2 separate regions of the Homo sapiens genome follow, and region 2 is linked to region 1. The links are chromatin contacts, found by Hi-C in ENCODE. All regions are on one chromosome and are shown on one strand. The core of a region is the stretch at or near the end of the contact, and the rest is flanking DNA. Distances in the headings are between cores, read along the strand shown.

The links. A loop is a pair of places that touch in the nucleus more often than their neighbours do. Pooled maps may share reads with other maps.
Region 2: a map of naive thymus-derived CD4-positive, alpha-beta T cell shows a loop between it and region 1 (5-fold over the local background). The contact joins two enhancer-like sites. A Hi-C loop is called at or near these places in 3 of 168 maps with a recorded cell type or tissue (naive thymus-derived CD4-positive, alpha-beta T cell, posterior cingulate gyrus and transverse colon) and 4 of 50 pooled maps.

The regions. Positions count from the first base shown.
Region 1 is chr10:47,181,515-47,186,143 of GRCh38, reverse strand. No RefSeq gene overlaps it. Among named protein-coding and RNA genes, the nearest start is that of GDF10, 120 kb to the left of the region's middle. Within about 2 kb of position 2,588, at least 3 of the 41 ENCODE cell types and tissues checked have a DNase peak (open chromatin) inside an H3K27ac peak, as active enhancers do.
Region 2 is chr10:47,309,414-47,314,027 of GRCh38, reverse strand. It overlaps GDF10 (growth differentiation factor 10), which reads right to left. Exons shown (of 3, transcript NM_004962.5): 2 at 3,307-4,232; 3 at 451-1,427. The coding sequence ends at 1,236. Among named protein-coding and RNA genes, the nearest start is that of GDF2, 11 kb to the left of the region's middle. RefSeq lists enhancers at 1,649-1,798, 1,599-2,099, 3,198-3,698. Within about 2 kb of position 1,752, at least 4 of the 41 ENCODE cell types and tissues checked have a DNase peak (open chromatin) inside an H3K27ac peak, as active enhancers do.

The sequences.
Region 1 (4,629 bases), core at 1,339-3,838:
AGGTGTCACCCAAGAGAATGCAAAACATGACTCCATACAAATGCTCACAAATGTTTATAGCAGCTTCGTTTATAATTACCAAAAGCTGGAATCCACGCAGATTCCATGAATGAATAAACAAATCATGGTACATCATACAATGAAATTCTATTTATCAATAAAAAGGAAAGGACTACTGATTCCACACAGTAGCACGGCCAGATCTCACATGCATTATGCTAAGTGAAAGAAGCCAGTCACAAAAACAACACACTGTCTGATTCTATTTATATGACATTCTGAGGAAGGCAATACTATAGAAACAGGGAGATTCAGGTTAGGGGAGAGGTTTGACTACAGTGGGGCATGTTCAGGAAATATTCTATATGGACATAGATGATGAAATATTATTCCAAATATAATAGGTGGAAATACTCTGTATCTTGATTATGGTGGTGATTACATGGCTATATATATTTGCCATAATTCATAGAAGAGTACATCTAAAAGGACAAATGTTATGTATGTAAAATTATACCTTAATAAATCTGAGTTACAGAAACTACCTAGCTCAGCAGATGCTCTTTGAGAGTGAGTGAGCCCAAGCTTCACCCTTGTAGGTTATGTAAATGCATAAACCTCTGTGAAAACAGTGATTCCTGACTGTCGCTGCAAGTTACCAAGCTGAAGGTGAGCGGCAAGAGAGCTGCAAGGTGTAGCAGGAGAAAGTGTGCCAAAGCGCAGAGAGGAAGGTGGGGAGGGGCCCAGGCGGGAAAGGAGTTAAGGTGCAGCAGGGCTCAGAGCCCTGCACCTCTGGAGTGGGTGTGGCCTGCCTAGAAGAAGCAGTAACCAGGTGGTGATGGAAACAGTATCCCTGGAGAGAGGGGCAGGTAGGGGCAGGACAGGGGTCGGGGCCCTGGCTGGGGTTCAGGAAAGACCCAAGATTGCCAACACAGCAAGAATAGCCGATCTCAGGGGTGGAGGCTGCAGCACAGTTGGGCTCATGGCCCCCGGTGAGACCTGCACACAAGCACTCAGATCCGGGGACCTGGGCCAGGCACTACTGGGCACCAGATGAGGTGCTGTCCACTCAGGAGACCGGGTCGTCCTCCCCACTATGAGCGTGAGAATGGCATGCAAGAGGGCAAGGGCCCGCAGCTGTTACTTCACCCAGGACACAGTCCAGGGCTGTAGCCCATGCTTTGCCCTGTGTGTTACAGTCCATAGCTTCTCTGGTGCCCAAGGTGGCCCTGTGCAACCCTATCTCAGGCAGCAAGATGTATTCTGGGCCCCAGGTCGTGTCCCTGGGGCACCTCGATGTGGCCCCCTCCAGGCAAAGTAACCCAGACACAGGGGGTTGGCTGGTGGTCAGAGAGGTGTTGGCCTCTGCAGCCATCTGACTCCAGCATAGCGAAGTGGTGACATCTGTCACCCCTCTGCAGCCTCTGGCCCTGGTTTTCCAGCTGCACCACTTGAGGATGCTGCAGAGCCATGAGGTCAAAGAAGTAATCCTTTCCCTCTGAAGTGAGGACCTGGAAAGTCCACATTTGCTGGAGAGCAGGGGAGGCCTCTGCAGGATGGTTACGCCACCTGTCACCAAACGGTCCAACCCAGCCCCAGTAGGGGTGTGGGCAGAGCAATTTGCTCCCTTTGAATATCTAGTTCTGTAGCCTGCAGTAGCTTAGGGAGTGGCCCAAGGGGGTTTCCCTAGTTAAGTCCTGCCGGTTCATCACCCAAGACTCAATATGCATCTGGCATTAGGCACAAGTGGTGAGCCCAAAGAGGCATAAAACAAGGCCAAGGCCTATAGGCAGACTTACCCACTGACTGGAGATAAAACATACTGAGGGATGATCCAGCTGCCTGGTGCCCATCCCTGGGAAGGGCAGGTGGCTCTCTCTGAGGGTGGTGGGCCACTGCACTGCCAGTGAGTTTAGAAGACATGGCACCTCAGGTGCTGGGAGCACTTTCTGTGTTCTTTCCTCTTCTTGTGGCTTGTCCTGCACCTGCACCTCCAAAGGCTTTATTTTCGTTGTATTTCATTGCTGGGCTCTGCTCTAGGGTGGGGCCTGTTTAAGAGGTGCCTGTTCCTTGGCACCAAAATTGTTCTGGGCCTGCTCATGTGGCATCCGCCTCATTGTGCACTCCCTGGGGACCGCTCTGCCTCCAATTTTGTCCCTCACCCTGACTCCTCTGTGTGAGGCCCTCTGCCCTCCAACCACAGAGGTGCTGCCCCAGTTTGCCCCTGGCTCCTTGGCTCCAGGGAGAGGCTGTGCTTTGCATGTTGAGTTGATTCCTTCAGCCTTACTGGAACGTCATGTACCCGTCCTGACAGGATTTCATGACTCAGAAATGTGAGGTCTTCTTTGGCTGCAGAGCCCTGTGTAATGAAAGAAGCCTGGGAAATATAACCTGTGATAGGCTAGGACTTCTCCAAACCTGGACAGTCCCTCAGCAAAACTACAAAGCCAATTGTGAAGTCCCGGCAGTTTGTGGTCGTGGCTGCTCTGTTTGCCACATACAGCCAGCCGTACCTTCAGAGCTGTAGGCAAATGGACGGAGGGACCGGTGCTGACTCTTGCAACTGGGTTTCATCACGGCAGTGTGCTCCAGATCTCTGGGCATCTGGAACGAATGTGTAAGGAGTGAGGACAGGGAACTGCAGCCTTTGTCAGCTCCCTCTGCCCAGGTGGTGGGTTGGGGAGGCCCAGCGGTGCCAGGTTCCGAGGATAACTTCTCTGCTGCTAGACTTTGATTATGTCAGAGTCTCCTGGCCAGACTCCCTATGTGAGAAATGGGGTGGGGATGTCATGGGACAAGTCCAGCCACCAAGCCCTCTAGGTCCAGGGTCTGCCCACATGGGGGACACCTGGAGGCCAGATGTGTGCCCACAGGGCACCTGGTGAGATGGGAGGGTGAAGAGAAACTCTTTCTTGTGTGAACTATGTCCTCTGAGTGCGGCGAACCCCCATCCAAGCCTCTTCAAATATTTACATGTCTACCTAGGCTTGGACAGCTGTTTGGCAAGGGAGGCAGTTGGTCAACCTCCATATGCTTTCTAACTTGAAATAGTGCAGATGAGCTGGTCCTTGTTAAATGAATTAGGCTCTTACTATTTGAGTCCAAAACCTGTCTGGCTCAAGATATCTGGTCCTTCACTCCCAGACACTTGAAGATCCATGCAGTGTTTCCCTACCCTCAGCCATCCAGTGCCAATGTCCAGCCATTTATAATTTACTTAATATTTTCTTTAAATTGATCCACTCATACTGCCTACATAAATAGAATTTAAAAGGAAACTTTATACCACAAGTATAAATAGGAAACTATTAATACTTGCCATAAGTAGAAGGGAACTATATTTTAAAATACAATGAAAATAAAGCAAGTTTATTAAATTCTAGCAGGACACTGTTTTGCCAAGTTTCTCAGATTGAAACTGTTCTCTCTTTGTTAAACAGTGAAATTATCATGTGTTAGAGCAGTGTTACAGACATGCCTTTGGGAATCTAAAGAGAACTAGAAAGAGAATCACATTCACATTACAAAAGTCAGTGTTATTTTATTCATTCAGTTACTAAATACCCAGCAAGTGGTTGAGTGGAGTGGATAGTTCTTAGGACTACAAAGGCAAAATTAAATATAATCCTGTTTCCTTGTAGAGCTCATGATCTAGCAGAGAAGACTGACAAGGAACAAGTAAATAAATTTTAAAAAATCAACTTCAGTTTGTGGGAAGAAAAGAAAGCAAAGTATGTGCATAGAGAGGAGTATATTTTGAGTAGGTGTGTGTTGCAATGTGGGGACTGCACCTAGAGTGACCTTCATACTGAGTTTGAGACTCCAAATGGATATTTGAATGGTGACCTGAACTGGGTCTATGTGGAAAGGCTGGGGCTGAAATGATAAATTTAGGGATAGCAGTAGCATAGATGGTGTTCGAAGCCACAGGCCCAAATGCCTAGGTGGCACACGTGCATGAAGGGTGGGATCTGAGGGCTGAGCCCTTGGTCCCCCACATTAACGAGTCAGGAAGGAGAGAAGGAGCCAGCCAGGGAGATGAAGACAGGCAGACCCCTGTGGTCTTCCGTGGTTCTGTGGAAACACAATGAGAGTGCTTGGAAAGGATGGAGCGATTGACTAAAAAACGTTGCTGAGGCATTGAGTCAGATGAGGACCCTTGGGTTTGACAAGATGGCAGCACTTTTGGTGGGACAGTAAGAGTGAACACCTCATTGGAGCGGGTTAAAGAGAGGACAGGGAGCGAGGAAGGGGAGACAGGGAGCACAGTCTTCTCTTGACTTTTTCAATAACAGTGCTGGTGTTGAAGAACTCATCTGCCTGCAGCAGCTCATGAGCCACTCGAAATCAAACTGTGGATCACATGGCCTGAAAATCCACCCTGGATACCCAACCCCTGAGACAGGTAACACCCCCAGGAGGGTGACTTCTAGGTTAGTTTTCCCCCAGGAAGGGTCTTTCCTCTCTGGGAGCTGGGGACCCGGGGGCCCGCACTCAACACAGACGTGTATAGCAGCAGGGCAGGCCCATGCCAGGGCCACACGGCCGCACACAACCCGGGCCCTTATCCCAGAGCACAGTGAGGCGCCGGGCTAGTCATGCTGCAGCATGGATATTTATTGATCTTGA
Region 2 (4,614 bases), core at 503-3,002, 130 kb before region 1:
CCACATGGCCCGTCCACTTCCTCATGAGTCCTTGGACCTCAGGAGAGACCCCTACTTATGTTGAATCTCTTGCTCCATGAATTACCAGAAGTAAAAGATCTCTGACCAGGCAACCATAGATGTTTTTTTAAACACCCCAGGCACCTCCCAATCAATCCATGTCCCTGAGGCTAGGGGATGAGGAGAAACCCCGAGAGGCCACTGTCCCTGTCTGGAGCCATGTCCATTCTCAACATCAGCCTAGCTTGGGTTTGCAGGAACCAGTAGTGGGACAGGCCCCTGGAAAGCATGGGAAAGCCTGGGTTTCTGGAGCCTGGGACAGACACCAGGGAGTATGGAGATGGCTTAGGGGACTCCAGCGACCCTAAAAGAGGCTGAGACCCCAGCAACCACCAGATGGTGTACTTACAGATGGGGAGCCAGTGAGATTTTGAAATGGGTGACATTCAGTTTTTCAAGATACCACTGTACCTTTAATTTATTAGCTTTCCATAAAAACACATAACATACACAATCTACAGTATAGAAAGTATAATTTACAAAAATATAAAATCTTGGTTATTTTTTAGTATTCCCACGTTACTATATGTGTTATTTCAATATGCATGTTTAAACAACCCACACTCAGCATGACTATCTCTGTGGGGAATGGTGTCAACGCCCTCCCTTTTTGTTGTTTTAAAATAAAATATATATATTAAGAAAAAGAAACCAATATTGGCTACATGTGCATACCATATGGATAAAAGCTCTGCAGTGGACTTTGAAAGGAAACACTCATTTACACCACGATTATCCTGTTTTCCAAAATCACTATGTGGCCCAAAGTGTTCTGAACTGAGCATTTAAACAGAGTTCTTTCCGTGTGCAGGGAGCGAGCGCCCTAAGATTTGCATAGTCTTCTTGCTCAGTTATGAGATGATGATCACATCAAGCCAATGTTGTGGATATGTTTTGTTTTCAAGCCTTCAGAACAGTGGGTATGAATGATGGGCCACTTTCAGGCCAGGGCTAATTCCCAGATTCCTTCAGGTACTCAGGCTGGCATTTAAGGGGCTAGTCACTAGCAATGAAAGACCCCCTAATGATGCACTGGCGGACAGCTCTCTCTGGGCCCCAGTGATGTTGCCCATGAGCTGTGCTCTGTGTCTGCAGCTGCACCACAAGTCCTGGTTGCAGAAGGCTCCGAGAAGGCAGCTCTGCTGGGCGTGGCTTCTTTCCACCCTGGAGTGGTCTCACCGGCAGGCACAGGTGTCCACGGACATGTTGGGGTACACCTTCAGAACCACATTCCGATTCTCATCCAGGAAGAGGACCCCAAGGGAGTTCATCTTATCGGGAACACAGCAGGGCTCTGGGATGCCAGGGATGATGCCCACAGCCCTGACAATGCTCTGGATGGTGGCATGGTTGGATGGACGAACGATCTGCAAGGCAGAAAAGGAGTAGGGTTACCTCAGCTCCGCCCTCACCCACCCACGCACCCATGCCATCCTCACAGTCCCAGGCCATACTGCTCTGCTGTTGTTCCCCGGCTGAGGCCACAGAATAGGCATCCACCTAGAGGAATGGACGAGATCCCAAGGCGGGGCACACGGTTCCTCTAAAATCAGACATACGCTGAGTTCCGGGCTGAGGTCTCCAAGAGCCCCCAGGCCTTCCTGCCCTTTGGCTTCCCTGAGGCACGCTGTGTCCCCAACACGGCAGGGCCACATGGGGGCGCCTGAGTGTCACACATCCCCGCGGAGCACCAGGAAGCAGGCAGAAGCTGCCCAGAGGGAAAACCCAGCGAGATGCCAGCACAGCCCTGGTCTCGCAGTCTGAGGAGGACAGGCATGCTTCTCACGAGGTTGTGCTCTTGTCACTGAAGGGAAGGCCTGGCATGTGCGTGGCAGTGTGACAGGCTGGACATTGACATTTCCTAGGGGCTGCTCTCCCTGCATCACCCCCTTTTTTTTGTCAGCTTAGCAATTTTATGGGGTGGGTATTACCTGGACTTTACTGGGAAGACACCGAGGTTTAAAATGACTGAGTAACTTGACCAAGACCCCTAGTTAGAAAGTGACCTGGCTTGGAAAACTGTGCCCACCTCTGACAAGATGAACCAACCGGGTCATCCACTTCAGTGCATCACCAGCCAAACAGAGATTTGTATATGTAGTGCTGTTGAGGAGGAAGCCCTCTTGTGTGGGTGTGGTGGGAAGGGAGCAGGGCAGGGACACCTGCCTTTGCAGCGTTCTGGCTGGTGTCCCGGAAGGTGGGGAGGCAGCAAGCCAGGGTGATAAGCTAACCGCATGGCCAACCAGCTGCAAGCCTTCAGGGTTCCGGGCTTGCATCTGCCTGGGTCTTTGCTAGGCCCTTTTAGCAGGCTCCGTCTCTATGTCAGGCACCTCCCTCTCTCTTGCACATGCACGGTTTTGAGGAGAAGTTTTGAGGAGAAGCCATTTAATTCCCAAACACGTTACTGCTGCCCCATGTCTGGGTCTGGACTTCCCCAGCTGGCTGATTATTTAAGTTCAAATTGGATTTATGCACTGACTTTCTTTTCTTGGAGGGAAAGGCATGACCTGCCCTGGGCAGAGTAACTAAGCAGGAAGAAACTGTGTGCTGAGTGCCGAGGGCTGACATCACAAGCAGCCAGGCTGCTGCAGAGCAGGCTGCAGGGAGAGGGATGGACTCAGCCACAGCCCAGTCTGGAGCGAAGGTGAGAACTGGAAATCCTTAGGCTGGTGCAACAGACAGAACAGCCCAGTGCTGTGTGTCCTGCAGACCCTGTGCACAGTGAAGGCCTATTCCCTGTGGATTCCTGCCCTGAGCTGCAAGGAGGAGGGAATCTACAGTGGGAGAGCTGCTGAGGCTAGCACTGTGCTAGTCACAGATTGCCACACTCTGGGGTCCAGGCTGGGAACAGAAATGAGAGCCTTGGTCAGGAGGGAGCTTCTGGGACCTGCCGTGTGTACAGGAAGCAGCATCTACTCAACCTCTGCAGATAGTTGCTATGTGGGGATGCGTTTCTAAAGACATGGATTCTCCTGCTTTTCAAAAGAATGTTCTCATTTTAAAGTCCCAATTCAACCAAGCCAATACTTCAAAAAACACAGCCAAACTCACACATATGTGGGCGGCAACTACCCTACGGGCTGCCACTTGGTGACCTATGTCTACCTATTTCCTGCCTGGAATAGATAGGAAGTACTGTTATTCCCATTTTGCAGATGGGGAAACAGAAGTCCTGCAGGCTGAGGAACTTGACGGTAGCGGCAGAGCTGAGCCTTAGAATTTGGCAAAAGGCGGAAGAAACCCTACCTTAGGCATGGGGAACTCACATGCTCCCGCGCAGTAGTAGGCATCAAAAGATTTCGGTGAGATTATCCATTCATTCCAGCCGATGTCTGCGAAGTCCACCTTCAGGTACCTCCGGGAGCACACCCTCGGCTCATCCCACTGCTTCCTCCGGGCTTTCTGCATCGTCTTCTCGTCAAAGTCCAGCACCTGCGAGGCGGCCATGAACACCTCCTGGCCCTTCTTCCTGCGGTCTTTGCGCCCTGGCCGGGGTTTCAGCGCCCGGAAGGGGCTGGGCCACAGCTGGTGCTTGTGGAAGTGCTGTGCGTGGGCGCGCGGCGGCCTCTCATCCAGCCCCGGCAGCTCGTTGTCCTGGAGGGGCCCAGTGGCCTGCGCGGCTCGGCGCACGCGGGGGTCCGCTGAGTTGTTGGGGGCTGCGCGGGGCTCGGGGTCTCCGGCAGGGAAGGGGTCGTATCTCTGCAGCGTCACTGCCACGCTGTTGGGCTCCGAGATGGCCAGATCGTTGGCATAGACTAGGATGTAGGGCGCATAGGGGCTGGGCCGGGGCACCCCCGGGTCCCTCTCCTCAGAATCCAGCTGGGCGGAGAGGAGCAGCTCGCCATCCCGGCGGGCCGCCTTGACGATGGGGGAGATGTCCTTGGCCTGCCACAGGCCGCGCGGTGGGGGCGCCAGGGCCATGGCCCCGCGGAGTAGCCCCTGTGTGGCCGTGTTCTGCGAGAGGCTGCGGAAGAGCAGGTGCTGGCGTGTGGGCGGGCCCAGGGGCAGCGGGCGGCCTGAAGCGTTCTTGGCCCGCGGCTTGCATAGCACCTCGAGCGCTCGAGGCCACCGAGGCGGCTCTGAGTAGAAGTGGAAAGTGGCCGTAAGGATCATTTCCGAGTCTTGCATGGAAGTCAGGTTGAAGAAATACACGGCCTTCTGGTCGACCACTTCTGTGAGGGAAGGAGAGACCACAGGCTGTGAAGTTCTCGCTCGTGCTCCTGAGGGTCTCCCACCCAGGGCTGGAGGAGCAAACGCCCACCGATCCACACTTTCAGGACCATCCTCCTCCCCCGCTTTGCTTCCCTCCTTTCGTGTAATCCTCACATGAAACTGATGAGGGCGCCCTTTGCAATCCTCAGTGCACAGGTGAGGAATTAAGGTTGAGATTGTCAATATCCCGTAGCAAACAACAACAACAACAAAAAGCAACAGCAAAGAAATAGGGGCAGACAGGGAGGCATTCGGGCCTGCTGGACTCCAAAGCTCCTGTTTGCTCCCCCTGCCCTCTACTGCCTCTGCATGCACAAATGAACAAATGTCACTGACACCTTC